Linked DNA regions of Homo sapiens: region 1 is linked to region 2. A link is a loop called in an ENCODE intact Hi-C map of the cell type or tissue named here. Cell type or tissue: CD14-positive monocyte. All regions are shown on one strand. Links, peaks and the distances in the headings refer to the core of each region. The heading gives the core; the rest is flanking DNA.

Region 1 (15,967 bases), core at 7,204-12,203, 580 kb after region 2:
AGGAAAAACTCTATTAAAGCTTAAGGCTTGAGAAAAATCCATGTTGGCTTGAGGGTCTGCCTGTGGACCTAGTGGATTCATTAGGTCTCACCCCAGGGCCCTCTCTGCTTAGCTCCTGTTCCATGAAGTCTAGTACAGGATTGGCCAGTTGGTCTCTAGTGAAGTGACAAATGTCCACAGGTTTTACTCAATTAAAAAATAATTGAAAAAAAATAAAAGTTTGCAGCCCTAAAACTCTTTTGGTGCCACAAGCAGAACAGCAGACTGGATTTTCCATTGGTCCTTATTTCCACGTTTCTACCCAGTGGAGAACTTGGCAGTGTAGGATTCTAGTTTGCATACCTACATACATAGTCCAACAGAAATATGCAGGCTTAATTATTTTGCCCTTTTCATTACATTAGAAAACTGTGTTTCAATTATAGGAGAAAACTTTCTTCTTAAGAAAGAGATGGAGACTGATAAGAATAGATACTACACTGGATTGGTGGCTCATGCCTATAATCCCAGCACTTTGGAAGGCCGAGGCGGGTGGATCACGTGAGGTCAGGAGTTCGAGACCAGCCTGACCAACACGGTGAAACCCCATCTCTACTAAAAAATACGAAAATTAGCCATGCTGCTGGCAGGCGCCTGTAATCCCAGCTACTTGGGTGGCTTAGGCAGGAGAATTGCTTGAACCCAGGAGGCGGAGGTTGCAGTGAGCCGAGATCATGCCATTGCACTCCAGCCTGGGCAACAGAGCAGGACTCTGTCTCCAAAAAAAAAAAAAAAAAAAAAAAAAAAGAAGCAGAAAAGGAAAGAAAAGAAAAAAGAAAGGGATGGAGAAGCTGGATTTTAACATTTCTTTCTTCTTCCTTTCTTGTCTTCCCAGTTGTTTTTTTTTTTTTTTTTTTTGTAGAAGTATACTTACTTGCGGAAAACTATATTACTCAGTTAAGTAGTTTACATTTAAAGTTAAGGCTTTCAATGGGGAACAAATATGTCATGAAGACTCTAAAATATTACTGTGAATCAGCAAAAGGCAGTTCTGGGTTTCAGGTGCTAGAAATGTACTGAAGCATATATTACAGAGTCTGTGCTACCAAAAGAACATCCCGAAGAAACAAATAGATCTATTTATCCTGAGTCCTGCCTGCTTCAGCCTGCAAGATGTGATTTGCTGAATGACAGAACTTATTTCTATGAACTAACAAAAGCCAGAAAGGGGTCATTAGGGAGCCAGAGATTGCTGAATTTCCATTCCAGACCTTGAACTGCATATAATAAATGGTGAAAGGGAAAAGATGCAAAGACCAAGAATCATTGATTGGTACTTTTGTGAAGATGTTCTCATAACTCAGGGAAAAGATATCGAAGTCTTCCTTCTTCATCCTCCAGAGGCTTCCTGACTCAGTGAGTTGAAAGGCAAGTGAGAAAACCAGCAGCTCTGGAGGACTGATTTGGCTTGTCACAAGATCTGGGTCTAAAGACAAATGGTTCCCTCAGCTTGAAAATGGATGTGACCAAGCTAACCATCCTTTTGTCTCCTGGGTTAGGAGGTGAATGGGAGTTACCTCTAAAGGCAGACAAAAACCTATTACAAGCAGTGGATGAAAAATATTTTTAGAAATAAAATGAACTAAGCTGGACACAGTGGCTCACGCCTGTAATCCAAGCGCTTTGGGAGGCTGAGGTGGGCAGATTACGAGGTCAAGAGATGGAGACCATCCTGGTCAACATGGCGAAACCCCGTCGCTACTAAAAATACAAAAATTAGCTGGGTGTGGTGGCGCGTGCCTATAGTTCCAGCTACTCAGGAGGTTGAGGTAGGAGAATCACTTGAACCCGGGAGGTGGAGGTTGCAGTGAGCCGAGACTGCACCACTGTACTCCAGCCTGGTGACAGAACGAGACTCCGTCTCAAAAAAAAAAAAAAAAAGAAATAAAATGAACTATAGTGAGCATTGGTGGAATATAGTCTTCAGTTCCTGGAGTGGGTGATAGTTGGCCTAGGTCAATCAGCGTAGGCCATCCTGTTACAAACAGTAATTTGTTCAGGTCCTTAAACATTCAGGACATGGCACTTGCCTAGCCAGAATGCCAGATATTTTTATTCATCTGTCTGTCTGTTTATCTATCTATCTATCTATCTATCTATCTATCTATCTATCTGTCTTCTGTCAATCCACCATATATCTCTATTCAATCACTGTATTATGAAAATTATCAAACATCCCACACAGTTAAAAAATTCTATCCCTTCTTATTTTTTATGCATTTCAAAATAAATGTTTGAAGTCAAAGACCTTCACTATAAATAATACACACTTAATTATTTGATTTTAAATGTTTTCATCTTCAGATATAAAATTTACATGTAATATACTTGCAGATGTTTTCTTGCGGAATAAAAAGTAAAGGAAATAAAAATTTAAATTTACATAGAATAAAATGCACAAACTTCAAATGCATATTGTCTACATTTTGACAAAAGTGTACATCTCTGTATCACAAACCTTAGCAAGATATTGAACATGACCAGGATCCAAGAAAGTATTCCCACCCATGCTCAGTCAAATCTTTTCATGCTCCTTTGGAGATGACCATCGTTCTGATTATTTTGCACCGCAGTATGAGTTTTCTTTTCTTGAATTTTTGTGTAAGTGGAATCACACACAGCATATTCTTACGTAAAGCATCTTCTAATTAACCTCATATTTTTCAGGTTCATCCAATGATGTTGAATGTGACAGTAATTTTTTTCAACTACTGTGTAATATTCCATTATATGAACATATCACAGTTTGTTATGCATTTGCCTGTAATTTCTATACCTAGGGTGTTCCAGGTTTTTGAATAAAGCTATCAAAATTATTTTACAATAAGAGTGTCAGCGTGCATAGGAAAGTCTTCTCCAACGGAGAGGAGCTATTTTAACACTAACATTGTTTAGAATTGACAGAGCGTAGTGATAAAAAGCAGGCTGATTTTACTCATTTTTATTCTTGTTCTTAAATTCTCTATATACAATGCAACAGCTTGTAGCTTGCACTTAGGACAAGCTGTTTCCACTGCCCACCACATCCTCTGTTTTAGAACATCACTGACTGACACCATATCTGCTTGGTTTATTTTTATTTGTCCACTGTCTAGTGTAGTGTCTGGCACATCCTTGGCTCAATAAATACTTATCAACTTGCTAAATGAATGATCTTTAATTCACAATGGTAGAGAAAAGCAGGAGAAATCAAGTGACCCTTCTGTTTTTAAAGTCTATATTATACCCTGGTATACTTCTCTACTAGAATAAATATGCCAAAACATGAGTTAACACTTTTACTTTCATGAAAATACTTCTCAGAAATTCCCCTGGAGATTTTTTTTATTTTAGTTAGGCAAATCATATCTCGTATCATTATATTTGACATTAGTTTAAGTGACATATTACCCCAGTTTTTGGAAATTTAAAATGCATTTCCATTAAATGAGTTTTTTCTAACCGTTTAACTCCAGCTCTTAAAAAATAGCCACAACTTATTTTCATAGTCTTCAGAGGAATTTTTACCTATGTAAATAAGTGGCTTAAGTTTCAGAAACTTAATTTGAAATATTGTATTTGGCTATTTTCAGGGCTGTCTTTACTAAGTGAGAGAGCCGATGTAAAATGTCACCATATATTTGAACAAATACAAATTGTATTCTTAAAATTATACTGAATCATTAAGTGTGCACAGATAATAACCAGATATTTATTTGTAATTAATATGCTGTTATATTTGAAATCCGAATTTCTTGCATTTTTCTGATCTCCTACCTGTGTTTTTTCAACAAATAAATTACTTTATGTAATGCTTCATTAAGGGAAATGGCTAGCAAATGCACACAAAACACAGAATTGCTCTTTCCCTAAAATGAGCACAAAATTACTGCTGAAGATTTAAAGACAAAATTTAGGATTTAATTTTTTATAATAAAGGAAGGTTGATTGCAGACTGTGGATTCAAACATTCTGCTTTTCAGACCCAGTCTCACCATTTCCTGTTTGTATGAGCTTGAGAAAGTTACTGAACTTCCTGGTGATTTATCTCCTTTTAAAGCAGAGGTGATATACACTGAACCTAAGTCATAGGATGGTTGTGAGTGCCAAATGTGTTCGTACACGGACCACACTCAGTATGAGGACAACTGAGTGCTGGGCACATGAAATGTGGCGATGTCCTCTTGCTTACTATTGTTTTGTCTTTATCCCTTGAGAGCAGAGATGTATTCTTTACATCTCGCACACATTCAAAGTGCTCACAGTTAGTAGGTACTTAATAAACACCTATTGATTCATCTACACTCACATTCCACAACAACTACCCCTTGTACGTGACCTCTATCCACACCTCGGCACACCTGGTATGTGTCAGAGCCTCAGATTATCTCTTTCAATGTTCAACATCCAACAACCTTTCTTCAATGTCAACAGGCAAGGTCTGAAGAATTATAGAACTTTTACAGATAAAGTCATTGTGGCTTTGAAAGGCTGGAGTAGTATTAATGGCTTTCTGGGTCTGAAACTCTATCTCTTCACTTCACACTCTGTTCCCACGCAATTACATAATAGCTAAATAAACAGGGTCAAGGCTTTTTTACTGTTCTACTAGTGCCCCAAAAAAGGAGTTTTACTGCATTTAATAAGTTCATAACATCATAAGTTTGGTAGAAATTCCCCTGCCTCAAGTTTTACTTAAAAATTGAAGAAGTAAAGTTATTCAGAATAGATTATCATGTTCAGTAAGCTAAGAAAACTGGCTTTTCCTGAAATGAAATATGCAAAATTTGCCTGAATGTTTGAAATTTAAGACCATACCATGTAGGCCCCTGCATTTCACTATCTTTGATTTCATAGGCAAGATAAATTCTCCAAAACACATTCATATATCTCCAAAGAACAAAATCTTCTCAAATTTATTGGACTGGTTGTGTCATATGCCATTTGATTTCAGTATTGCCACCTTGCTTTCTTAAGGATCATACATAGACAGAATGTTACACAAGTGTAGTATTGAGACACATTGCCATACATACTTTCCTGAGTCCTATTCAATGGTCAAATGTGGAAGGTGAAAATAAATATATAATCCTCAGATAGGAAAAAGAATCAGTGAGGCAGAGAATTCTGAATCATTAATCTTTGGCCTGCTTGACAGGCAGGGAAAATGTAAGCTAATGATGTGTAAAAGGTACAAATCCATTTCTAGATTACTATCTGTCTTCAGAATGATGGCTCAGAGACACCCAAAATGAGAAGGCACAATCTGGCGAGACACACATGGCTCTAACATCTTCCCTGCCATCTTTTCTTTTTCAGTGGGTAAACCCGTTTAAAGAAAACATATTTCACATCTAGGAGTAGGAGGGGCTTTGTGATTTAGGATATATGGTGCCTGATTGTAATTTTTTAGAAACTAGAAATCTAATATGCAGAGAGAAAATAAAACTACTTAAATATCATCTGAATTTGAGTTTACAATTTAGAAACAGCTGCATGTTCTTCTGTAATTTCTTTAAGCCTCCCACTTGGGCAACGTCTGTTTACATACCACATGTTTTCCAAGTACCTTTTTCTATTCATCTAATCTGTTCCAGAATAAGACAGATTTTCACTAAAATAGGGTTTGGTTAAATATGAAATTGTCTCCAATAGTGGATTCGTGTGTCCAGATTATTAAACAATCCTGACATGAGACTCAAGCCTGTGGTTGGGTTGTTCCCCTTCTTTCTCCTACTGTTCACTCTTGGGTTACAATTTTTCAAGAAAACAAGAGTGAAACGTAGGCAGGCACAACTTCATAGGTGTACAAGCTGGAAAATTGCCCTATTAAAATTGTTATTCATTTTATCTTTAAACTTGTGCTTTGCATGTGAAGTCTGATGAGGCAAGAAAGCAGGTGCATGAGCAAAGGATATACATGCAATATGCACCTCTGCCACTGTTCCATGCCACCCTATTTGCATACAGTGTCATTAATGGCCCATAAGCACAGAATTCCAATGGACCTACAACATGTGAGAGTGCAACCGGACTAAAAGTAAATGCAAGGTAAGCATATTTTATGATTGAGTGAGTGGGGTGTTCTCATTTCTGAGAAACCACACCTTCTGTTCAAACTAGAACTTGCTTTGAAGACAGAAAGAAGGCAACAGCATTCTAAGAGACATGAGTGGCTAAGAAATCTGTCATGTATTTCCTTACTTTATATGACTTTATTAATAGCCACTTATGGAAAACTGCTGACACATAAGAAAAGGGAAATAAAGGGCAACACATAGTTTCCTTTTTTTTCAGTTCCTCCTTCCTCATTTCTAAGCCAAAGATAGCATTGATAGAAGGTGTGCGTATCAAATTAAATAAGAACAGGTGAATTAGTTTATGAATAGTCTCTATTCGATTCTTCAGCTAAGAATGAAATACATATGCATATAAGCTGGAAAATAGTACTTGTGTAATTTTCATTATTCCATCTATAAGTTAATTGCTTCTACATTTGCATTTAAAATTGGCATTGTACAATATAAAGATGAATGACAAAAGCCATGCTAATAATGTTAAAATTTAAATTTTTTACTTAAGGCTTTAACTAATGAATAATCATGACAAATGAGAGTAATAGTCTGCAAACTAAAAAAAAGCTGTAGATTTAGTAGCTTTAATGGCATTTTTACCTGGTTTTTGTTTGTTTTTTAAGGTGAGGATCTGAACTTTCATTTTGCACAGGAAATGATACACTACCCACATGGTCCTGAATGAATGGGAATCGTTTTAGCTATTAGAACAAAATACTATTCCTAGAAAGAGTTGTAAGTGTTTTGTGGATCCAAGAGGAATATATTAACTATAAAGTAGATGATTTAGGAAAAAAAAGGAATTTATATAATCTCACTCCTCCTTCAAAACTGTGTTCTGCACAGTACATAAATTGGCCTTATTCTGTCCTCATCTTATTCTAAGATCTCTATATGTCACTAACTAAAACTAGCTTTGAATATTATTTAATCAAGGTCAAGAACAATGCTGTATTGGTTTGTTTATTTTTAGGGGGATGACTTAAAAGTTTTAAATGATGGCCAAACTCAACTCCTGATAAACATTTTGTTGTCTCTTCCCTTTGTCAGGAAACAAAATGTCCCAGGAAAGGTGGAGTGGATCATCTTGGTAGATTAACTTGTGATCGACATTACGTCAGATGGTTGGGAATGTAGATTTTGGCAGATTTCCATAGATATAAATATCATATTCAGAAACAAGCATATGCCAATCGTTGTCCCATATAAACCGTAGTTTTGGATATGCCCATGATAGGCCCTGCACCAGAGCTTGCTTTCTAAGCTTAAAATTTTTTTTTTTTTTTTTTAAGGAGCAGTAGTAAAATTGTGAATGAACAATACGAAAGGATTAGAAGCTGAGTAGCAAGCAAACCTCATGGGCCCATGTCCTTTTATTAGCGAACTAATGTTCTATGATATTCATTCAAATATTTGCTGAGCATCTGCTCTGGAAAATGTACGATGGAAATTCCAAGAATGATGACGGTAGCTCAATGGGTCAGGAAAGATTTGGGAATGATCACATCTCTCTATATAAGTCAGCTTTATTTGTATCCCAGTTGTTAACTTATTTCTCCACTTTATCTTCAATGAGATTCTAATCAAAGTAGAACTAGAATAATTATATCTAAAACAAGCAAAAATATTTTTGCTGCACAGTAGAGCTCTAATCAAATACAAAGATAGCATATTTCGGAGAAAAAGTAAACCAGCAGGAGTTAGACTGGAGCTTGAATGCTTCAATTGCCTACTAATGTGGATTAATTCTGGCTGTTTCATACAAAAATGCATAGACAATATCACAGGAGAAGCATGCGTGCCTGAAACAAAAACAGGTAGGCAAAGTGGCCCTAACACCAACTCCAGTCTTCTAAGAACATTTTGTTTGAAAGAAGGGGTGAGTGGCTTTACATAAAAAATAACAAGAAACTCCTGGAGAAGAAAACGATAGGTCTAGAAAAATAGAGAATAAAGTATAAAGGGATTTAGGAAGCTATCAAAAAGATGGAGGTAGATGACTATAAACAAAGAGATGTAAACAAAAGAAGATAACAATTACTATGAGAAACGCAATTACAGAAGAGTATTTTTAGGAAGATTTTCTGTGTATTGCATGATGCAATTTCTCAACTGTTACCTCTTGCAGAATTCTTTTGTACAGATTCACGTTACTTATCAAGGCCTCGTAAATTACCATTTGAATTTATTTTCCAATGCAACATTTTACCTTAAGGTGGCTTGTCATATTTACATCAAACTGAAAAACACAGTGAAGAAGATAGAAGTAGGCAATGCCCATGGCAGAGAATAAAAGTAGGGGAGGTTAGAAGTTAACAAATTGACAACAGAGGAAACGAAAAAAAATGCGAAGAAAATGAGATTTCACCGTCTTAGGAGGACAGAGCAGGTAGCCCCGTAAACAATCATACAATTCTTTGAATTTATAGGAATTTAGAAAATAGAGTGGGAGAAAAAGAGGAAAACACTAAAACCTTAATTTTGCCCTACTGAAGACAGTTCAGTGTATTTAGAAAATTATCTGCCAATGAATAAGTCAAGCAAAATAATGTAAAAAAATAAACAGGCTTGGGGGTCAAATTGAATTATACATCTTCCACTTGCTAGTTATTTTTCACTCTCTTTGAGAGTCCGTGTTCTAGTGAGAAATGGATAATCATTCATATTTGTTGGTTTAGAGGATAAAATGAACAAATATGCATATTAACGTAGAACAGTGTCTAACACTAGCTCAATAGATGTTAGATCCTATTATTAATTTTTTGAGAAAACATTGTGACCTCATTCATTCAGAATTTAGATTTTCTAGTTTAGAAAATTAATATAGTACATATACCACCGGGGGGGGGGGGGTCTCAGGCAGCAATCCATAGTTGAATATTAATATTTCTGCAGCCAAAGTTATGAATATACAAAATATTGTTTAAAATAAGTATCATAGTCTCTCATTAGATGAGATCAGTTCTTATTGCCAGATAAGTTATAAAAACAAAACCAAAAATTGTTTTTCAGATTCTTTTTCAATTCTATAATTATAGATAAAGGATATTGAATCTGAACTTAAGCCATGGTATCATTTTCGTGACATGATATGATTCATTCAATTATATGTTTTCGACCATCTTCTTGTGAATCTCTACCACACCAATATCACTACCATATCAATAATGGATATGAACTGAAAGGAAAGTGAAAATAAATTTTATTTTGTATACTCCTTAAGAAATTCGAGGCAGGTGGATCAATCACGAGGTCAGGAGATCGAGACCATCCTGGCTAACATGGTGAAACCCCGTCTCTACTAAAAAAAAAATACAAAAAAAAAATTAGCCGGATGTGGTGGCGGGCGCCTGTAGTCCCAGCAACTCAGGAGGCTGGGGCAGGAAAATGGTGGGAACCTGGGAGGCAGAGCTTGCAGTGAGCTGAGATCTCGCCACTGCACTCCAGCCTGGGCAACAGAGCGAGACCCCGTCTCAAAAAAAAAAAAAAAAATTAGTAAGACAATATAAGATTTTTCTAAAATAATGAAAGTATTTAAAAGATGTAAATAATATAAAAAATTTAATGACATGGAACACTGTTTAACTCTTAAATGAAAAAGCAATTTAACAAAATTATATAAACTTGAATGTTTATGCTAAAATGGCAAAATATGGATATCACTAAATAATGAGATTAGAAGCAAGGTATATTTTTAATCTGTTTTTCTGTGTTCAGACTTTCTACAATAAGCTTTGTTGGTTACATTTTTAGATATTTTAAGGTATATAAAGTGAGCTGGGAAACTAGAGGGGAGGTTGACATAGGAAATATTTTTGACACTGCTATAACAAGATGTGGATGGAACATTGATAATTCCCCAGCGAAATTGGCCAATACTGAATGACCAAGTTGCCATTTAAGAAACACTGTATGTGATGCAATAAAGATGACTTTAAACTCTTTGGCATTTTTCCCGTTGGCAGAGGGGGACAATTTCTTCTTCTTTTGAATGTGACTCACTTATAACCATACAGTGAGATATCTGAGATGAAGTTAGAAGACACCTGGCAGCTTTTTCTTTGATTTCCTTGAATATTTGCCTTTTAGCTGCTCCCTCTTGGGACACCTGTCTTGGAACAAAGTTGTCATGCTGTGAGACTCCCATTACCCATGGAGAGGCCACACGAAGGTGCCCCAGAACAGCCAGCAATTTGTTACCAGCTGTGAGAGTGAGAGAGCTTGAATGTTGCAGCCCAGGCAAATCTTCAGTTGATGATGATAGGCTCAGCAATCTGGAGACTTCCTGAGCCCTCAAAGTATGAGAGAAATAGAATAGTTATTTTAATCCATTAAGTTTTGAAGCAATTTGTTATGCAGCCAGAAATAACCTTGAAAAGATCAGGTGCAATGTCCTTGCTGAAGTCTTATCCCAAAGCACAGTTATATAATCCCTACTGTTTGTACTTCTAATACAAATAGGAAAAACTAGATGGTCAAGTAATCAGGAGGATTTTTTGCTGAAAAGCTATCATGGGATTCCAAAAGACAACATTTTTTTAAAAAAGACCATAGACATATGCAATTAAATATATGCTGGAATCACTAGGGAAGTTTTCCCCAATCAGCATGTTTGAAGTTTCAAAATTCACCAGAGGCACGTCACTCTCACTGTGAATCACTGCATGCATAGTTTGAGAAAAATTATATTAATGCAATGCATAAAACTTCCCCAAGGGCTGTTTATTAATTATTATCCAACTTTATAACTATAGTAATAGTAGAAGATGGAATTTTTTTTCTTTTCAATGGGCTTTTGCTCTCTCCTTTTTAAAATCAAAGAAAGGCATATTTGATTAAAATCTACTCTCTAAGAATCAGTAAAATACTGATCTGTACAACCACTACTTTTTAAATGTCTATTACAATTTAATTTCTGAGAACAGAATAGAGTAGAAATGTAGAGCAAACTTCTTGTTTGAACATGGATCTATTCAATTCCCCAATTTGTAGGGTGCTGACATACCACAGAGATAAGCATGTAATCTGTTTATCTACTTCTAACCAGTAGAACTTTCTACCTTATTTATAGGCGTAATTCTTTCAGGCTCCACAGACAAAGACAAGAATAAAAACTCTGAAGAGTGACTGCAGCAAAGGCTGATTGAGAATACAGCTATGAATACTTTTCTTACTAATAAGAAGAAATTCTTACCAAATTCAAAGTCAGAATATTCGGAGGACTAACTGTATACCTTGCAACTAGATTGCTTTGCATTCCTTTTGCTTTTTGGAATGGATTTATTTTTATCAAACTTGGCCATAATACAAACATGTCAAGAAAACCTGCTTCCCTCTATCTATCCAATGTCTTTGAATCCTAGAAGATGAAAATTGGAAATAACAGAGGTTTTCTAGCTCTGTGTTTTTAAAACTCTTTCTATGGATTTCTGTGGATTTTTTTATAGGTTCCAAAACTTTTGGATCTGCATTTTTTTAAATATATTTCACTTACTTTAAACAATGTAAACATAATCTATATTAAAGATACATAATTATTATATTAAAAATCCAATCATCTGGACAGACATCTGACAGAAGAAGATACACAGATGGCAATTAAGCACATGAAAAGATGTTCAACATTATGTATATTTAGAGTACTGCAAATTAAAGCAACAATGAGATAGAACAACACTCAGCATACTCTTTTCCTATGAAGTTGCTGAACCGTTTTGCAAAGGGTCTGTATCATTTTGCATTTCCACCAGCAATGAATGAGAGCTACTGCTATTTCGCATCCTTGCCACATTTGGTGTTGCCAGTGTTTTGGATATTGGCCGTTCTAATGAGTGTTGCTCTAAAAAAAAGAAAAAAAAAAAAAAGTTAAAATTAAAAAATTAAAAATAGAAAAGCAATAAAGAAAACCTATATAAGCAAAACTGCCTCTTTCAAAAAATCCTTAATGTTTATCATTTTTTAATCTTTTAGGAGATGATCAAATAATATTTTCATGATTAAATATGTGTTAAAATATACAATGTGTAGTTGTTTTACATAGAGTGGTTAGAGCCAACTTCTCTAAGAACCTAATATTTGAGATGAGCTCTGGATAATAAAAAGAACCATCCAGGCCGGGCGCGGTGGCTCACGCCTGTAAACCCAGCACTTTGGGAGGCCGAGGCGGGCGGATCACGAGGTTAGGAGATGGAGACCATCCTGGCTAACATGGTGAAACTCTGTCTCTACTAAAAATACAAAAAAATTAGCCGGGCGTGGTGTTGGGCGCCTGTAGTCCCAGCTACTCGGGAGGCGGAGGCAGGAGAATGGTGTGAACCCGGGAGGCGGAGCTCGCAGTGAGCCGAGATGGCGCCACCGCACTCCAGCCTGGGCGACAGAGCGAGACTCCGTCTCAAAAAAAAAAAAAAAAAAAAAAAAGAACCATCCATTCAAATGTCTAAAGGAAAAGTGTCCCTGGTAGGGTGACATCTTTACAATGTAAAAACAGGCATAAGCTTACTTCTAATGTCTGCGTAAAACAATAACCTCGCCAGTATAATTTGCATATTAGTGCTCTCTGTTTTGTTTCGGTTTATTTTATTAATAAACTATATTTCTTAGAGCAGTTTTGAGTTCACAGTAAAATTCAGTGAAAGGTACAGAGTTCCCATATATCCCCTACCTCTACACATGCACTACTTCCCCACTCTCGACATCCCACACAAGAGTGATCCCACACAATTGTTCCAGTGGAAGAACCTACGTCGACACATTATTATCACCTGAAATTCATAGTTTACAATAGCGTTTACTCTTGGTGTTGCACATGCTGTGGGTTTGGAAAAATGTGTAATGATATATATCTGCCATTATAGTATCTTACAGGGCATTTTCACTGCCCTAAAAGTTGTCTGTACTCTGCCTGTTCATCCCTCTTTCCCCCAACTGGTGACAACCACTAATCTTTTTACTGATTCGATAGTTTCGCCTTTTCCAGAAAGTCAGAAATCCTTTTCAAATCGGCGTCTTTCATTTAGTAATATCTAAGTGTCTTTTCAGGGTTTAATAGCTCATTTCTTTTCGGCACGAAATCATATTCCACTGTTTGGCTGTACCACAGTTTATCCACTCACACACTGAAGGACATCTTCGTTGTTTCCAAGTTTTGCTGATTATGAATAAAGTTACTATACACATCTGTGTCCAAGTTATTATGTGGACATATGCTTTCAACTCCTTTGGGTAAATACTAAGGAGTATTTTTTTTTTTTTTTTTTTTTTTTGAGACAGACTCTCGCTCTGTCGGCCAGGCTGGAGTGCAGTGTCATGATCTCAGCTCACTACAACCTCAGCCTCCTGTGCTCAAGCAACTCTCCTGCCTCATGAGTAGCTGGGATTACAGGTGTGTGCCACCACGCCTGGCTAATTTTCATATTTTTAGTAGAGATGGGGTTTCACCATGTTGGCCAGGCTGGTCTCGATCTCTTGACCTCAGGTAATCCGCCTGCCTTGGCCTCCCAAAGTGCTGGGATTACAGGCATGAGCCACCGCGCCCAGTGTTAACTTTTATCTTTTTTTCATTTTGTTTACTTGGAGTTTAACTTGCCCTTCTTTTACTCATTTTTTTTTTTATAGGATAAAGATTTAGGTTGCTGATCTAAGACTTTCCTTTTATCCTAATAAGTACATTTAATGCTAAACTTTTCCTGTAAGGACATGGTTTTATCTGCATCCCCTGAATTCTGAATGTAGTATTTTCATTTTTAAGAAGCTCAAAATATTTTTTTACTTGCCTTGAGACTTCTTCTTTGACCAAAGGGTTATTTAGACGTGTGTTGTTTAATTTTCTAATGTTTGGGGTCTTTCCAGGTATTCTTATTTTATTAATTTCTAGTTTAATTTTATTATGGCCTGAAGACACATTTTGTATCTTTTTTTTCTTTAAAATATACTATGGTTGTTTTGTACCACTGGATATATCTATCTTGGTGAATGATCCATTTTAACTTGAGAAAAATGCTTATCATTGCATGGAATGCTCTATAAATGCTAAGTTGTTTATACCAAGTTCATTTACAGCATTGTCCAGGTCATTGCTCTTCTTTCTGGTTTTCTGCCTTCTTATTATATACTTCGATGAAAATGTTAATAGCTCCAACTACAACTGTGGGCTCGTCAATTTCTCTTTTCAGTTCTATCGGGTTTTGTGTCATGTAACTTGAAGCTTTGTTATTAGCATTAGATGCATGCACCTAATAACTTAAACAGGATTGTGTGTTTTCTTGGAGAATTGACTTTATCACTGCCTAACATGTCTGTATATCTTTGATACTATTTCTTGTTCTGAGGCGTATTTTGTCTGATACTGACATTGCTACTTTAGCTTGTTTTTTGATTAGTGTTTGCTTAGTACATCTTGTTTCATCCTTTTACATTTAATTGATCAATGTCTTATATTCAAAGCAGTTTTCCTATGGATAGAATATAGTTGGGTTTAGTTTTTTTATCAATTTGACAGCCTCTGATTTTGTAATTACAGTATTTAGACCTCACATAATTAATAAGATTATTGATATGGTTGAATTAAAATAAATCTTCACCGGGCTTGGTGGCTCATGCCTGTAATCCCAGCGCTTTGGGAGGCCGAGGGGGGCGGATCACCTGAGGTCGGGAGTTCCAGACCAGCCTGACCAACATGGAGAAACCCTGTCCCTACTAAAAAGACAAAGTTAGCCGGGTGTGGTGGCACATGCCTGGAATCCCAGCTACGTGGGAGGCTGAGACAGGAGAATCGCTTCAACCTGGGAGGCAGAGGTTGCCCTGAGCTGAGATCACGCCATTGCACTCCAGCCTGGGCAACAAGAGCAAAACTCCGTCTCAAAAATAAAAATAAAATAAAATAAATCTTCAAGCTATTTTCAGTTTATTTCATCTCTTTTTCCCCCTGTTTTTCTGCCTTAAGTTGGATGCACATTTTTTATTATTCTATGCTATCTCCATTATTAACTTTTTTTTTTAGTGGTTGTTTGGGGTTAACAATACACCTCTGAAATTAATCAGAATCTTTCTTCAAATGTGTAGTTTAAGGACCTTACAACAGTATAGTCTCAGTTTCTTCCTCCACACTTGGCACTGTTGTTGCCATATATTTTACTTATACTATGTTATAAACTCACAATATTGCTACTATTTCTTACTTAGAGAATCAGTTATCTTTTAGAGCAATTAAAAATAAGAAAAAGAAATATATTATTTTACCCTCGTGTATTTGATTTAGAGCATTTGACATTTTTTGTGTAGATTCCTGTTTCATCTAGTATCCTATTCCTTCTCCCTAAAGAACTTTCTTTAATGTTCGTTGTAGTGTAGGTCTGCTGGCAATAAATTCTCTCCATCTTTGTTACTCATGAAGTCTTTATTTTTCCTGTGTTCTTAAAAGATATTTTCACTGGATATAGAGTTCTGTGTTCACTTTTATTTCTTTCAACACTTTAAAGCTGTCACTCCATTACCTTATGGATTGAATAGTTTCTGATAAGAAGTCTGCTATAACCCTTAAGCTTTGCTCATTCTTTTATTTTTTATTTTTTCTTTTTTCATTTTTATCATTTCCACCCGGATACCTTCAGGACATTCTTATTGCTTTTTATTTTCAACAGTCTGAAGATTATATGCACAGGTGTGAATTTTATTTTTAATCCTGCTTGGTTTTCACTGAGATTATTGTGTCTGTCATTAACTTTGGAAAATTCTGTTAAATCTTTAATAATTCTGCTCCTTCTCTTTTTGTCTATTATTTTGATTACATGTGTCGTAGATTGTCTGATATTACCCCACAGCTTTTGGATGCTCTGTTATTTTTCACTCTTTATTCGCTTTGTAATTCAGTTGTGGTA
Region 2 (15,967 bases), core at 3,798-8,797:
CTCCTGGGTTCAAGTGACTCTCCTGCCTCAGCCTCCTGAGTAGCTGGGATTACAGGTGTGCACCACCATGCCCAGCTAAGTTTTGTATTTTTTAGTAGAGACGAGGTTTCACCATGTTGGCCAGGCTAGTCTCGAACTCCTAACCTCAAATAATCCACCTGCCTTGGCCTCCTGAAGTGCTGGGATTACAGACGTGAGCCACGGCGCCCAGCCTCCTTTTCTCAAAGGAAAAGAAAAATTTATTTAATAAATGGTTTATAGCTGCATCCTGATTCCTGGGCATTGGGGGAGGAGAGGAAGAAACAATTTAACCTACTGATTCTACTGGTCTACTCTGGACTCAGCTCTCTATGTATAACATGAAATCCAGATTTATTTTCATCTGAACTAACATTTGGAAATAATAAGTATTAATGAATGAAAATATTTGTCAAACCCCAGAGTAGTTTAAATCTTACTGTATTTAAACCTTACTGTAGTTAAATCTTACTATATTATATGCTCTATAGGTACTAAATTTCTATTTTGCATTTCATTACATGTATATAATTAATAGATTGATTGCAATAGTTTGAAGTGTGTCTTTTTTTTCCTACTACTTTAAGAAGCCATTCTTGTCTGGTTACCATAGAATCCTTGGAATCTACATTGTAAGGCACATAGTAAGCAGTCAAGAATATTTGTGGTTCTACTGACTGAAGTGATCCTATCTTGTGACTCATGCATGGCACGTCTATAAGTCAAGGTAAAACGAGCTGTTGAAACAGATATACCCAAATTCTCAGTGATAAACAATAGTTTTATTGTCAGGGATCTAGACAGGTGATACTCCATGCAGTCACTGGTAATGGAGGCTTTGACAAAACATCTCACTTTTCCCCAGGTTGAGAGGTTAGTGATATCCAGTGCACGGGGGGGACGAAAGAGACATATGGGAGTACACTGCTTGAGTGACAGGTGCACTAAAATCTCAGAAATCACCACTAAAGAACTTTTCCACGTAGCCAAAACTGTACTCCAAAAACTATTGATATAAAAGAATGTAAAATTAAAAAAAAAAAAAAGAAAGGCAGGCACATGGGAGATCACACAGAAGATCTTGTAGGCCAGGCCTGGAAATGGCATACCTCCCTTCTGCTCATATTTTACTGAAGCAAATCCAGTAAGTGGCACCTCTAAGTGCAAAGTCACCTGGAAGATGCAGTTGCTGCCTAATCTGGGCCACTCCTCCTTGGCAGTAGGGTCTCCTAGAAGGTTTTTCTACCATGCAACTCTAGTGGGCAGCTGGCTTTCTATGCCACAAGACCATTCAATTTATTTCTACAGCTTTATATGCCACACACACCTGTCTCAGCTACATTATAAGCAGGTGAAAGGAAAGAGATTAGATTCAAGTTTGAGTTTTAAAAGGATTTTACTTTGTTTTCTCAAAGCCACCATTTTAGTGTGGCCAGTGTAGATTACTGCTTTGTGTTTTAAGAAACTACAGAGTGAACTAACATTTAATTTATATTTTTGCTCAATTGTGAGGACCTTAATATATTATACACTTAGAGACTTACCAGATCCCTTTATAAATATCACAGAGAGAGAAAGAGAGCATGCTTGCTCAGAGTTTTCTAGAGAATATCTCAAACCATTCAACATTCAAAACAGAGAACAGTTCTTTTTTGCTGGAAGATTAATCTTCATTCTCACACTGTCCTTGGTAAAATTTGAAATTACAACCTCAATTCCTTGATTCATACCAACAAAGGAATATTTTCAAGGGCCTGCTTCTCTTTCACACCAAAATTTCAGTTTGTTAAAGCAAACAATATCCTCCCTTTTATCCTGCATTTCAGGCTATTCCTGAACCGTATGTTTCTGATCTTTCTTACTAAAAGTCATCTGTTAGACATTTCGGCCATTCAAAAAAGGAGATTTTGAAAATTCTAATTTCCTAAAAGACTATCTCAAGGTGCTAAATGATAACCAGGAACTGGGAATTGTGGAAATTCTTGCTTCCATGATTTCAAATTAGAGCTCACAGTATCTTTGGCATAAGCTGCATAAAGAAGAGCATCATGGCACTGAGTGATTTAAACATGAAAAACAGGTACGGGTAATGTGGTTCTAACCAAATCACTGATGTACTGCAGATTAGACAGAATTAATACATTTTATGCTGCAGTCTCTATAAATGAGCCAACAAATATGCAGCAAAATTCTGAACTGCAGCCTTGAAATAAAGAGCTTAATGTAATTCAGTGCTTATTGGTTGCCTAGAAACTAACTTGGAAGGGGGTTGGGGAGGGAGGACTAGAAAACATGAAGGGTTCATAGGTTTAATAAGGAAATTATTAACTCTGAACTGCTTGGGGATGTGATAGATATATCCCACAATGCGCTCCTCTCCCAAGAGCTCCGTAATATGTCTGAGAGCAAGGTTAGGGGGCACGCAGAAGAGGCTGCTATAGAATGACAGGGCAGTAGTGAAGGCTTTGGGCAAACACCAGCATATACAAACCTCCACAGTTGCTGCAACCCGAGATCATCTCAACTTGCTGACAACCTGCAGCTATGGGTAAAGCTTGCTTATTTGCTTTTCCTAAATTATTTTTTCTAGAAACATATAGCTTAGGACTTGGTTATTACATGAGACATTTTCCCAATTCATTATATCACTAAGGATATTTTAAAAGCTTATTTGGGGCAGGTAGGGGATGGGGAGACAGAAAATAGCTTAATCAATTTTGTATTAAGAAAAGTGGGCCAGGTGCGGTGGCTCATGCCTGTAATCCCAGCACTTTGGTAGGCCAAAGCAGGCAGATCACCTGAGGTCAGGATTTCGAGACCAGCCTGACCGACGTGGTGAAACCCCGTCTTTACTAAAAATACAAAAAAAAAAAAAAAAAAAAAATTAGCCAGGCATGGTGGCAGGCACCTGTAGTCCCAGCTACTCAGGAGGCTGAGACAGGAGAATTGTTTGAACCGGGGAGGTGAAGGTTGCAGTGAGCTGAGATCACACCACTGCACTCCAGCCTAGGGGACAAGAGCAAGACTCTGTCTCAAAAAAAAAAAAAAAAAAAGTGAATGGGCTGAGAAATGGGGCACACATATTCAGCAGGAAGCCTTTTGGAAGAGAAGAAATTAACCAGTTTTGATGTTTTAATTGTAAACCACGTGATGTGAAGGGCTCATTGAGACCACTCATGTTATAGTCCCATTGTTAGTTCAGCTTCTTTTCTTTATTTGAATATAGAAACGGAGGAGGAGGAGATGATGCCCAGGTGGCAATTCACAAGGTAGCATTTTAGCATTTCCTCTAAAACTGTTAAATAAATGGCCCTCTCAATTTTAGAGCAGTGCATACACAGGAGGTACTGTGCTTTAGCGTCTCAGCTTCAAAGAGTTGCTTAGGGAGGACATATTTTATCCTAATTATTTTTGACAAGAATTAGGTCAGATTAATTAGTTTAAAATTCAGCTGAACAACAACGTCTTTGCTAATTACTTCAGGGTGCATACATAATTCATTTACAATAGCAAAAAAAAAAAAAAAAAAGGAAAATATTGGGAAAGAATGCTACCTAACACTGACCTCTTTGATGGGCCATCATAAAAAGAGGACCCTCTGTGACCCAAAAGGTGTGATGAGGAGCAGAGAGTTCCTTGAGCATTTTATTCAGTATGAAGATGAATATTTATATATATAAATATGCATTTTTATGTAGCTTTATGTTTTTAATTACTTACATTTAAAATAAACATTTATTTATTTATTTGTAAACAGTGTCTCCCTCTGTCACCCAGGCTGAAAAGCAGTGGTGGGATCGCAGCTCATGTATCCTCTGCCTCCTGGGTTCAAGTGATTCTCCTGCCTCAGCCTCCTGAGTAGATTACAGGCAGGCACCACCACGCCTGGCTAATTTTTGCATTTTTAATAGAGATGGGGTTTCGCCATGTTGGCCAGGCTGGTCTCGAAATCCTGGCCTCAAGTGATCCGCCTGCCTCGGCCTCCCAAAGTGCGGGAATAACAGGTGTGTGCAGGACCTAAATATATTTTAAAAAATACTTTAGAATGTAATGTCAAGGTAAGACAGAGTAAGAGAGTGAGTGGTGAGGAAGTGAGTTTTAGAGAGAAGACAGTCCTAGTTCAGTCCCTTACCTTACCTTAGGCAATGCACATACCTGCTCTGAGGTTTAGAGTTTTTTTTGTTATTGCTGTTAAACTAATAATAGCATTTAGCACCTGCTTTATGGCCTGTTGTGAGAATTACACGAGATAATGTATATAAACCTCAGCACCTGACATAGAATAAGTATTTAATGTTTGTTAGTTATTATCGTTTCTGTAGTAGCATAGGAAATTAAATAAATGTTTGCCCTACTGCCTACACACTTCTAAGCTTGCCCCCAAATTACTTTAAAGTGAATTATACCTTTTGGCTCAGATTGCATTAGAAAGGCCACTTTAAATTTAGACTCAATTTTCTACAGGGGAAAAAAAAAAAGACGGACTAAAATATTTCAGTAGATTAAATATCGAGTAATATTAAGCAAAAATCAAAGGTGTTTAGGAGGTCTTGGACAAATATCAAATAGTAGAGTGTAAGTATGCATTATCTGTCCGGTGTCCTACTCAGGGATAAGAAAGCATTTTAAAATCTTTTATTCATGAAGAGAAGCCCAAATAAAGATTGTGGAATCTCTTGATATTTAAAGGCTTGCTCACAGATTTTTTTTTTTAAACTGCATGAGACAAACAAATGTATCTACACTTGCGTTCTGTTAGTCTAAAATTCTGGGCTAAATTATGACTGGATTTGGGGACATATAATCAAGCATCCAAATACATGTAAACTAAAGATGAATTTTGCTGGCAAACTAGTTCCAGCCTCTGGCATTAGAACTACTTAGATTTTCTTTTCAAATACTAGACTATATTTACAGCTTAAAAATTGGATGGAATAGGAGCCATTAAAAACTGATGACATTGAAGGAAATAATAACAATATTTTCCATATGTAAACCCAAGCTGAAAATACAATTGGCATCTCTGTCTGCTCAGTGCAAAGTATTTTGATGCTTCACACATGTTATCATGATTGCTGCTACTTTAATTCCCACATCTCGCTGGCAAAATAATTGAATAGTGAAGAGAATAAATGTCTCTTACAGTATGTGAGGCAAAAACCCGGATGGTTCAGATCACATTTGGCCAAAGAAATGCTTTCTTATTTCTCTTCTAGAACTGTGTGTCTGAACACTATCACGGGCTGTCCAAAGTGTTTTATTAGATTGTTCTTCCCCCTAAATACCTGATTTCTGTATTAGAGGCATGCTCTCTTCCCTGGAAACAATTTTCCTTTTAAAGTTATAAAACACCCATTAAAATGAATAACTTAACAACTGCCATCAGAGAACAGATTCCAAACAAACATAGTCTGCAGCATTGTTAAGAGAAAAACAAAGGAAGGCCTATGTACTTACTTTACATGGATAAAATTTCCAATGAACCTTTGACTATTTCGGGGAGAAAACTTTAGCTATTAATGGGGAAAAGGAAGCAGGTGTTAGGGTGGATTGGGAAGGAGAGTGCAACTATCTTGAATTGCTGAATTGCAAACCGCAGTAATCATCAAACTCAGGTCATTTCTGGTCTTACTTTTTCTCTTTGACAAAAGAGCAACAAAAGATCATGAGAATCCAGATCTGAGCCACATCACACACACTTTTCTAGTCTCTATACTTCTCAATTATCAACCAGCTGTAATTGATATTGTCATTTCCATTGGCAGTGGCAGCACAACAGGTAGTGAAAATGGGTGCAGCGAGAAAGATGTGGCTGAAATATTTTCTCCAACACAGACTGAGATCTTTACCTACCTTATAAAAATGTTTTCTGCATTAAATTTTACATACAGGGAGATTTTAGCAAATGTCCTGATATATTGTTACTATAAAATAATGAAGGATAGTATTGTTGTTACTTTTGTGATTCTTATCAATATCAAATAAATTGTCTACAGTACACTGTAGACTGTCAAATAAATACAGTCAACTGTAGTTCTAAATTCAAAGACATTTCAATTTTAAATAGAGAGCATAAACATAGGATATAAGTAAATGAGAACAGATAAAAAATAATTATATGAATAGAATGTCATTGTAGCATTTGACTACACTCGTGACCACTTTTATTATCATAAAATTTGAATACTTACTTTTTCTTGAATGCCAACTCTAGGTTTAACTATGTTAGGTGCTTTACATATGAAATTTCATTGAATCACTGCAGTATAACTAAGCCTGGTGTTATCATAATCCTCATTGTAGAGATAAAGAAACAACTGAGGTTACATGAAGTTCAGTAACTTTGCCCAAGTCCCCCAGCAGCTGATCCTTAAACACATGAGAGTAAGTGTCCATATCTCTGGTAGACATGACTGGTAGACGGTTTGATACTGGTGAACCACTGCACCTCACTATACACTTTCTAAATTTGTTTGAGCATACTTAAACTCGTTGCCCACTGTTTGGTCTTTGCCAGAAAAGACGGAGGTAGAGTGACAAGAGTGAGTGAAGGAAAGAGTAGATCGCTTAGAAGTTTGGCCCCATGGATTTAGGTTGACTGCACAGCAGTCTGGACCACCACTAGGGGGCAGGCTGATGCTAATTCATATTTCCATCATTTTTGGCCTAACCATAATGCACAGAACCCAAAGCAGCACCTTACTTTGCTCCCCACTATCCAAGAGGGGACAGTTCTTTTTTTTTTTTTTTCAATGAATGCAGGTATAAAAGTAAGTGAATATGTGCTTATTAGGGCAGGGATGAAAGAGTGTGAATGTAAAATATTGCAGCCACGTTAGAAAGACGTTGGACCATTTCTTAGAAAGTTCAACCCAAACTTAACATACAACCCAGCAATCAGACTCCTAGATAACTACCCTGGAGCCATGAAAACCTATGCTTACATAAAGATTTTCATGTGAATATTCATAGCACTATCATTCACGAATGATGGTCAAAAAGGGGACGTTATCCAGATGTCCATCAGCTGATGAATGGATACAGAAAATGCGCTCTATCCATAAAATGGAATACAATGCAGCAATAAAAAAGGAATAAACCACTGATATATGTTACAACAGGAGGGAACCTCTCCAGCAATATACTAAGCAAAAGAACTCTGACACAAAAGAACCCAGACACAAAAGAACACACACGTTGTATGGCTTCTATGAAATGTCTAGAATAGGTAAATCTGTAGAGACCAACAATGCATGTGTATGTGCCTGGGGCAGAGTGTAAGAATGTGGATTAACAGTAAACGGGTATATGGAATATGGAGCAATGAAAATGTTTTAATACTAGATTGTGGTGATGCTTGTACACTCTGTAATTTTATTAAAAACCATTGAATTGCCGGGCACAGCACTGTAATCCCAGCACTTTGGGAGGTCGAGGTGGGTGGATCACAAGGTCAGGAGTTCGAGACCAGCCTGGCCAATATGGTGAAACCCCGTCTGTACTAAAAATACAAGTAGCCTGTAATCCCAGCTACTTGGGAGGCTGAGGCAGGAGAATTGCTTGAACTCGGGAGGAGGAGATTGCAGTGAGCTGAGATTGCACCACTGCACTCCAGCCTGGGTGACACAGTGAGACTCCGTCTCAAAAAAAAAAAAAAAAAAATCAACTGTATACTTTAAAAAGATGAATTTTATAATATATAGATTACACTTCAATGAATCTGTTTAAAAAAACTTTAAAATGAAATTAGGGATGCAGCACGTCAGGTATGAGATACCACATTCACTCAAGTTGTTTCCCTCCTAAAAACATCTCACCCTTCAGTCCACATTCTGCTGCAGCAACTTCCTGCCCTTCTAGTCCGAACTTCTTTTATAACATTTTGCCTCTGCTTCTTGTCTCTTTATCCTCATCTCATATTCAACCCTCAGCCCACTGCAATCTGGCTGCAGCCCACATAATTCTACCAAAATTGTTCCTGCCAACTTTGTGATGACCTCCTTTTTGTTACATCCAGTGGGTGTTTTTAGCCTTTATCTTTACTTTATCTCTCAACACTTTGACCCTGTTCACCACTCTTGTACCCGCTATTTTCTTATAGAATTTGTAATGTTTTTTTCTCCCGGTTTTCCTTCAGTACCTCCAGTTGCTTATTTATAGTCTTCTTTCTGGGTTCCTCTTTCTTTGTCCATCGCTTATGTTCTGATACTACTCAGGACACTAAGCAAGATCCTCTTCTCATTATACTTCAGAGTGGGGTCAGAATATCATCTCCATCAGAACCATTGGGGGTGGGGCCCTACTTTTCAACAAGACAGGTTTGGGAACTACATTCTACACATACTCAATGAGACACTCTGGAGTTGGTACCCAGGATTTTGAATTTTATTAGGTTTCCTGGGTAATTAATCTGACCCCAAAGTTTGAGAATCATTTCTTTATAAATCATCCCCAAGTAATATTATCTACTCCCATATGTTTAATTACCATCTGCTTGCTGACATTCTCAAAGTTTATATCTCTAGCTCAGATCTTGTTCCTGAAAAGGACTTTGTTCATAATCCATAGGTACAAATTTCTGCTAGCCATCTCACTTGAAGTCTTACAGAAAGAAAATCTTACTATGCCACCAAATGATCGCATTACCTTCGCTTGCCAATTTCGTTATGTTTCCTAGTTTGGTTGAGGAATCAATCACCACTGTTACAGGTCTCACAAATCTAGTTAGCTTCCTTAACCCTTGATCCTAACCCTCCTTTACATCCAATCTGAAGCCCTCTCAATTTAATCTTCTAAAAATATGATGATTGCAGCTACTTGTCTCCATCCCCACTAAGAGGTATTCTAGTTGAGGCCAATAGCATCTCTCACCTGGAACCACTATAGCTGGCTCCAAATGAGTTTCTCAGCCTCTGTCTTTGCAGCTCTCATTTGTCTATGATCCTTTATTCGTAATGAAATGATTTTTCTGAAATGTGAACCTAACCAGGCTGCTTTCTTATTTAAAACATTTCTGTAGAATTCCAATCCTCTTAGGAGAAAGGTCAAATTCTTTAACTTGATAGAAAGGAACTTCCATGATGCAACCCCAGCTTACCACTCCAGACTTATTATTCCCAATCTCCATTTCATCTTTTCAGGAATTCTAACTTCTAGTTTCATTGAACTCTTACTTCTTTAAAGAATGCCAACTCTTTTATTGCCCCTATACATCTGTATATAATGCTCACTGAGATGAAGCATTCTGTTCCATGTCTTTGGCTGATTTTTACTGATTTGTCAGATATTACCTTCCATGTTACTTTCCCTGGAAACTCTCTGAACCTGTAAGTTCAAATAAAAGGATTCTGCAATATGCAATTGTAATACACTATGTTGACCCCAGCATAGAACTATTATACTGCATGTTAAGTTTTCAGTTTTAAGAATTTACTGAACTCTTTTTCCATTGGACTACAGGCTTAATGGGGGCTGCACCCAAGTGACCAGAACATGGATTTTGCCAATATAAACCTATTGAATTATTCAACAAGGGAATGATTTTTTTTTTTGTAAACCACAATCTAAAAAAAGTGTTATAGTCACATATGTTTAACTTCCACATAATTGAAATTATAATAAAGACTAAAAAATTATGTTGTAGGTTTTTGGATGACACTGTGGATATCATTTTAAAATACTATTTGAATGTTTTATATAGAATAAATACAAATATATCAACATTTGGGGGAAAAGTATTAGAGAGTGTTAGCATCCTCAGAGCTAACTCACTATAAACCATACTAAATAATATTAAAAAAATATTTTCACTTATTTGGATACAGAAAATAATGCTATAAATTTTAAACTATTTTATTAGCACCACAAATTCAATAGCATTCTTATTTAAATAGACATGAAAAAGAGTCTTGTTCAAGGTCTATTTTCATGTTGCTTTACCTTCTGAATGAATGACATTTTAGAAGTTATAATGGAGATTTCCTTATTTAAAACACGTTTACCTCCTCAGAAGCCTGTTTTTGACTTTGTATATTTTGAGGTGACCTCTTCACTTATAGTTTCAAGGTGTCTCTACTAAAAATACAAAAATTAGCTGGGCACCGTGGCATGCACCTGTAATCCCAGCTACTTGCGAGGCTGAGGCAGGAGAATCACTTCAACCTGGGAGATGGAGGTTGCGGTGAGCTGAGATCACACCACTGCACTCCAGCACTGGCGACAGAGTGAGACTCCATCTCAAAAAAAAAAAGGAAAGGAAAAAAAAAGAAAGTTCGTGAAGATCAGTAAAACAGCCAAAGAAAATATAGGAATGAGAAATTCAAGGCGAAATTTGGCCCACTGGCCCAGAAGATATGGGAATAAACTACTTGTGATGTTTAATGGGAAGCTATAGAGAAGTTAATAGGTTTGTGAACAAATATCCCAAGCTGTCAGCTCGAGGTATGATTTCCCAATTTAAGAAAATTTCTACCCTGAGGGTAATAATTTTTACTCAGATTTTGTCCAAAGAAACTGCCACTCTTTCCTATTTTTCTTCCTTTTCCTATTTTCCTAATAAAAGTGTTCAGTATTCTTTGGTGGAATTCTGCCCTATTGTTTGATGTCATGACACTTTCTCGTCATTTGGAGCCACTGGTGCTAACCAGAGCAGTGTAGGATAGATACTAGAAGATGCATTAGTACATTAGGTTATATCTCATATTCTTATGTAATTCACACATTCAGCTACTTAACAGAACTCAGCTTCAAAGTTGTGTGATTTTATTTGTAGTATTTTTAAGTAATATTTTATTTTTAAATTTGATATATGCTCATTAAGAACGCATACGAACAATTAGTCACACATCGCTGTAACTGAAAACAAAAATTATGTGGAATAACTTCAGACAGGCCTGATAACCAGAAATATTAATAATGTGTGGAGTCCTTCTCAGCTACTTAACAACTGGGGTGATAATTTTGGGACTCCTCACTCTGGTCCACTCCTTTCCCAAACATTCAGATATTCACTTGATCATCTTTGTTTGCCCTAAAACTCTCTGATACAAGAATACAATATTGTTTTGCAAGCAGAAATACAATGTGGAAAATGAAAATGAGAAAGGAACATTCTTGGTTGTAATTTTCTTAGAGCAGAATGACATTTCAGCTCTAAGAAGAAGCATCATTTTCTTAGAAACGACACAGGTCCAGAGAAATACTGTGACTTGCCTAAGGTTGCACAGATCTAGAATCCATGATCCCGGCCAGATATCTTCAACTTCAGTCTTATTTCCACTGTATTGATTCTTTGATTCTATTTTCTAGTTCATTAGTTTGTCCAGTGTGATTCACTAATAACTACAGCAGGGTTAATCATAATAAAGTCAGTGAATTATTCTAGACACTCATGAAGTAACTGCAATGTGAAGCCTCTGTAAAGAACTTTTAAAAAAGTAATCCTGCTTTATTCTCACAACAACAAAGAAGGGAATCATAGGTATTACCCACATTTGAAAGGACACAAGATATTTTTATCCATATGGATGTATTATTTAAGTTTCTGTAGTTAGAAAATGAAGAACCTCAGATAGGAATCTCACATGTATGCTTCAAGAACTTGAAAACCTTAGTCTTTTTTTTTTTGATACTCACTGGTGATTTAGTAAACCTTTTTCTCCGCCTTGAATTTACAATTTGAGTTTCTATATTTAGTCTGTTTTCTCAGAATTTAGCTTTTTACTAGAGGAGCAGGCTACAAAAATGACCCCTATTCTTTACCCCTTCCTTTGCCCTCTGCAATGTAACATTGCAGTTTCTTCCATCAAGAGGTGAGATCCCTTTGTTGACTGTCTTTTGTTTTGTTTTTGAGATGGAGTCTCACTCTTTTTGCTGGAGTGCAGTGGCATGATCTTGGCTCACTACATCCTCCGCCTCCCAGGTTCAAGTGATTCTCCTGCCTCAGCCTCCAGAGAATCTGGAATTACAGGCACCCACCACCATGCCTGGCTAATTTTTTTTGTATTTTTAGTAGAGGTGAGGTTTCACCATGTTGGCCAGGCTGGTCTCCAACTCCTGACCTCAGGTGATCCACCGGCCTCGGCCTCCCGAAGTGCTGGGATAACAGGCGTGAGCCACTGTGACTGTTGTATTTAGACTAGTTTTGTGACTTGCTTGGCCAATATAATGCAACAAAAGCTAGTTAGCACATAGCAAAGCAAGGAGACAACCTACAGAGTGGGAGAAAATATTTGCAAACTATTCAACTGACAAGGGGTTAATAGCCAGAATATATTAGAAATTCAAACAACTCAGTAGAAAAAAAGTCAACGAATAATATGATTTAAAAATGGGCGAAAGATCTCAGTAGACATTTCTTAAAGGAAGACATACAAATTGCCATCATCAATAATCATCTAAAAACTGCAATTCAAAACCACAATGAGATATCATCTCACTCCAGTCAATATGTCCTTTATCAAAAAGACAAAAAATAATGGATTCCAGTAAGGATGCAGAGAAAGGAGAATGCTTGTACACTGTTGGTGGGAATGTAACTTAGTACAGCCACTATGGAAAACAGTATAGAGGTTTCTCAAAAAACTAAAAATAAAACTATCATATGTCCCAAATAAAGGAGATACATATCCAAAAGAAAGAAAAATCAGTATATCCAAGAAATATCAGGACTCTCATGTTCATTGCAGCGCTAGTCACAACAGTGAAGATATGGAATCAACCTGAGTGTTCATCAGTGGATGAATGGATAAAGAAAATGTGGTCTATTGGAATATTATTCAGCCATAAAGAATAAAATCCTGCCATTTACAGTAACATGGGTAGAACTGGACGACATTATGTTAAGTGAAATAAGCAAGGAAAAGAGAGACAAATATTTCATGTTCTCATTTATGTGTGCAAGCTAAATAATTTATCTCATAGACATAGAGGGTAGAATGATGGTTCTCTCATAAAATTGGAATTACTCCATAATCTCCCTGTTAACCTACTTTTTCAATTTACCAACATATGTAGACTTAAAAAATCAATAGGTGTAGACTCTCTTTGTGGTATTAATAGTTATGAAGTACTCATTTAAATAGTTATGAAGTACCACAACACATTTAACTAATTAGTTTTCCTTGATGCTTATGTGGTTACCAACTGCTCACTATTTAAGCATCAGGACAATAAACATCTTTGTACAGTTATCTCTTTCTCAGATCATTTCCTTAAGAAAGATGTTGAATGGTTAGTCAAGGGGTATATTGAAATCAGTGATACATATTGCATGATTATCATCTGAAAATGAAATATCAATTAACATCTGTATCAAGATTGCTGTCTTGAAAAGTTTGTGAGGGCAGAAGACTGAAAATATGTATTAGGACTTCCTTGCATTGCTGTAAAGAAACTATAAGACACTGGGTAAATTATAAGTAAAGAAGTTTAATTGGGTCACAGTTTTGCAGGATGTATAGGAAGCACAGCAGCATCTGCTTCTGGGGAGACCTCAGGAGGCTTCTAATCATGGCAGAATGCAAATGGGGAGCAGGCTCATCACATGCTGAGAAGGGGAGACAGAGTGAGAGAGAGTGGTGGGGGCAGTGCCACGTACTTTTAAACACACAGATCTCATGAGAACTAATCATCATGAGAACATCACCAAGTGGATGGTGCTAAACTCTTCATGAGAAATCTGCCCCTAAGATCAAACCACCTCCCACCAAGGTCCACCTCCAAAATTGGGAATTACAATTAGACATGAGTTTTGAAGAGGGACAAAAATATGAACTATATCAACCATATAGACTAGGTCTGTCTTCCTGTATACACTGATTATAGTATAATGATAATTTCCCATTCATCCATATTGGAAATTGTCAAATGACCATCTTTTACCTTCGCATATTTCTACTGAATTATCTTAAATATTCGTTATCATTTGTAAAAGTGCTTTATATAGTAAAGATATCCCCCATTGTCATATATATTCTCAGACAGGTTACAACCCATATAAGTTTTTAACAATACCTCAAAGCAAATTTTAATTGTATATGTATTCTATCTTCTCGTATCCTCTGTATTTATCACAGCTATTACTGTATATTTTAAATTGTTTGGGTTTTATCATTTTTGACCAAATACTTGAATTGTCTAGAGCATAATAGCACTGAGGCCAAAGTAGTGGAAGCTGGCTATGATTTTCAAAGGTTTTAGAGTAAATTCCTTAGCCAAACATGCCAAGACGATCTTGTGTCCCTGGGAAAAACAATTATGGCTAAGAACAATTAAGTCCACTGGTAGAAAGATAGCTTATTGCATAAGTTTTTATCCTCCAAATAGGTCAGTGTTATCTTGGCATACAAATGATGTCACATTATTAATGAAAACCAATAGAGAAAATATTTTTAAGGCTATCAAATTGCTGAAAGTCAGAGGTCAAACTAAAATGTATTAGAAGCTGTCAAAAACATGTTACTTCCATGATCATAGACGTCTTTCAATCACATTGAAAAATTATCAGAACAAACTGCAAAGTTTTTAACCTAAAAGGACTCTCGAACTTAAAAAAAAAAAAAATAAAAAAAAAATAAAAACCTTCTTTAAAAAGAAACCTGCATGTTGAATTCTGTCACTCTTCTTGTTTAAGAAGTATTAAGCCTTTTAAAAAACCATGGTAATGAGAAGTAGTTCTGTCATCTGTGGCAAGTTTATGTATAAATTTTGTATACCAGCAAATCCGAATACATCTGCTATTAAAAGCACAAGTGTGCCCCCTTCTGAATAAATGAAATATTGAGTCCTGTATTTGCACTTAAAATAACCAACTCCCTTCTTTCTGGACAAAATTGAATAAACAAATCTGGGCAAATACTAATGGAGAGTTTTAAGAGCACTCTTTTCTCGAAACATTTATGATTGGCAAAATTCTAAAAGAATATTCAGATGAAATCTGCTACATCTTTTCATATGTGTTTGTTTGTTTCCACAGCTGGAATCCTCTAAAATAAGTCACATGGGAAAAAATTCTGATCTTATTCTAGACGAAGAATGAAAAGCCAGGAAGCTACATAACCCAAGGTAGGGTGGAAAGAGTTGGGTAGAGAGTTGGCAACTGTTTTGGAAACCGAAATAGTGTTAAAGATGTCAGAAAAATGTGAAGTGACATTCCACTAAGACTGTTCAAAGATATTTTGAAAGACACTAGCTACATAAGCTAAGTACCTTGCGTTGACTTAAGTTTGACTTTGTTCTCTTAGTTCTATAGCTGAGACAAGTCCCAGAAGGATTAAGTAGGTTTTGGGAAATTAATTAATGACTAAGTCATACTTGTATATCTTCATTCAAGTGCTCTATCTGCCAGAAAACATAGTGATCCAAATGACTATTCTGGTATATTAATGCGTGTTTAATAGGTTACATCTATAAAATGATTTATTTCAATCCAGATTCTTCTCTTATTTCTCCTTCTGTAAATTCAGACCTCAAAACAATTTTTGACCAAAATATGGCACCATGTTTGATATACTTCTCTTGGGCAGTGTGACACTTGACTATTTTGAAGTATCATGGAAATAAAATGTGGATGATGATGAAGATGATTATGACAATAGCAATTGTTATCAAAGTGAAAATGTACTTTGTCATAACATTATTAAAAGTTGACAGTTAAATGATAACTTAAATCATAGTTAAATGATATCCTAAGTCAACTGATAAGCAGGAGTGAACTTCTAACCAAGTTCTCCAATTTATAATCAGAGAATGTTGTACTTTGTCTTATATTTGCTGTTACGGTGGCAAAAATAATTTGTCTCATTTTAAACACAAAGGCCGACTGATTAAACCTACAGCTACTATTGCTAGTTTTAGTGGGACTGGTAGCTACATCAGTTACTTTCTAAAATTCTATAAATGTAATACATTAGAAAAATTTCTCTATATAATAATGTATAGAAATTAGAAA

The links. A loop is a pair of places that touch in the nucleus more often than their neighbours do. Peaks named below come from ENCODE experiments on the same cell type or tissue, not always from the same donor. Only the 100,000 strongest peaks of a DNase experiment are listed, where the experiment ranks them.
Region 1: a loop joins it to region 2, with 4 times the contacts of the local background. A loop is called at or near these places in 7 of 110 quality-filtered maps.

The regions. Positions count from the first base shown.
Region 1 is chr3:6,210,874-6,226,840 of GRCh38, reverse strand. LOC105376942 (a long non-coding RNA gene) reads right to left here. Exons shown (of 4, transcript XR_940578.3): 4 at 9,686-11,931. Among named protein-coding and RNA genes, the nearest start is that of GRM7-AS3, 590 kb to the left of the region's middle. In CD14-positive monocyte, for the core only: no CTCF peak of the experiment used is centred there; DNase peaks (open chromatin) are centred at 10,020 and 10,710.
Region 2 is chr3:6,790,167-6,806,133 of GRCh38, reverse strand. It overlaps GRM7-AS3 (GRM7 antisense RNA 3), which reads left to right and starts at 685. Exons shown (of 4, transcript NR_110123.1): 1 at 685-745; 2 at 14,993-15,081. In CD14-positive monocyte, for the core only: CTCF peaks have their summits at 6,440 and 6,650 (motif pointing right); no DNase peak of the experiment used is centred there.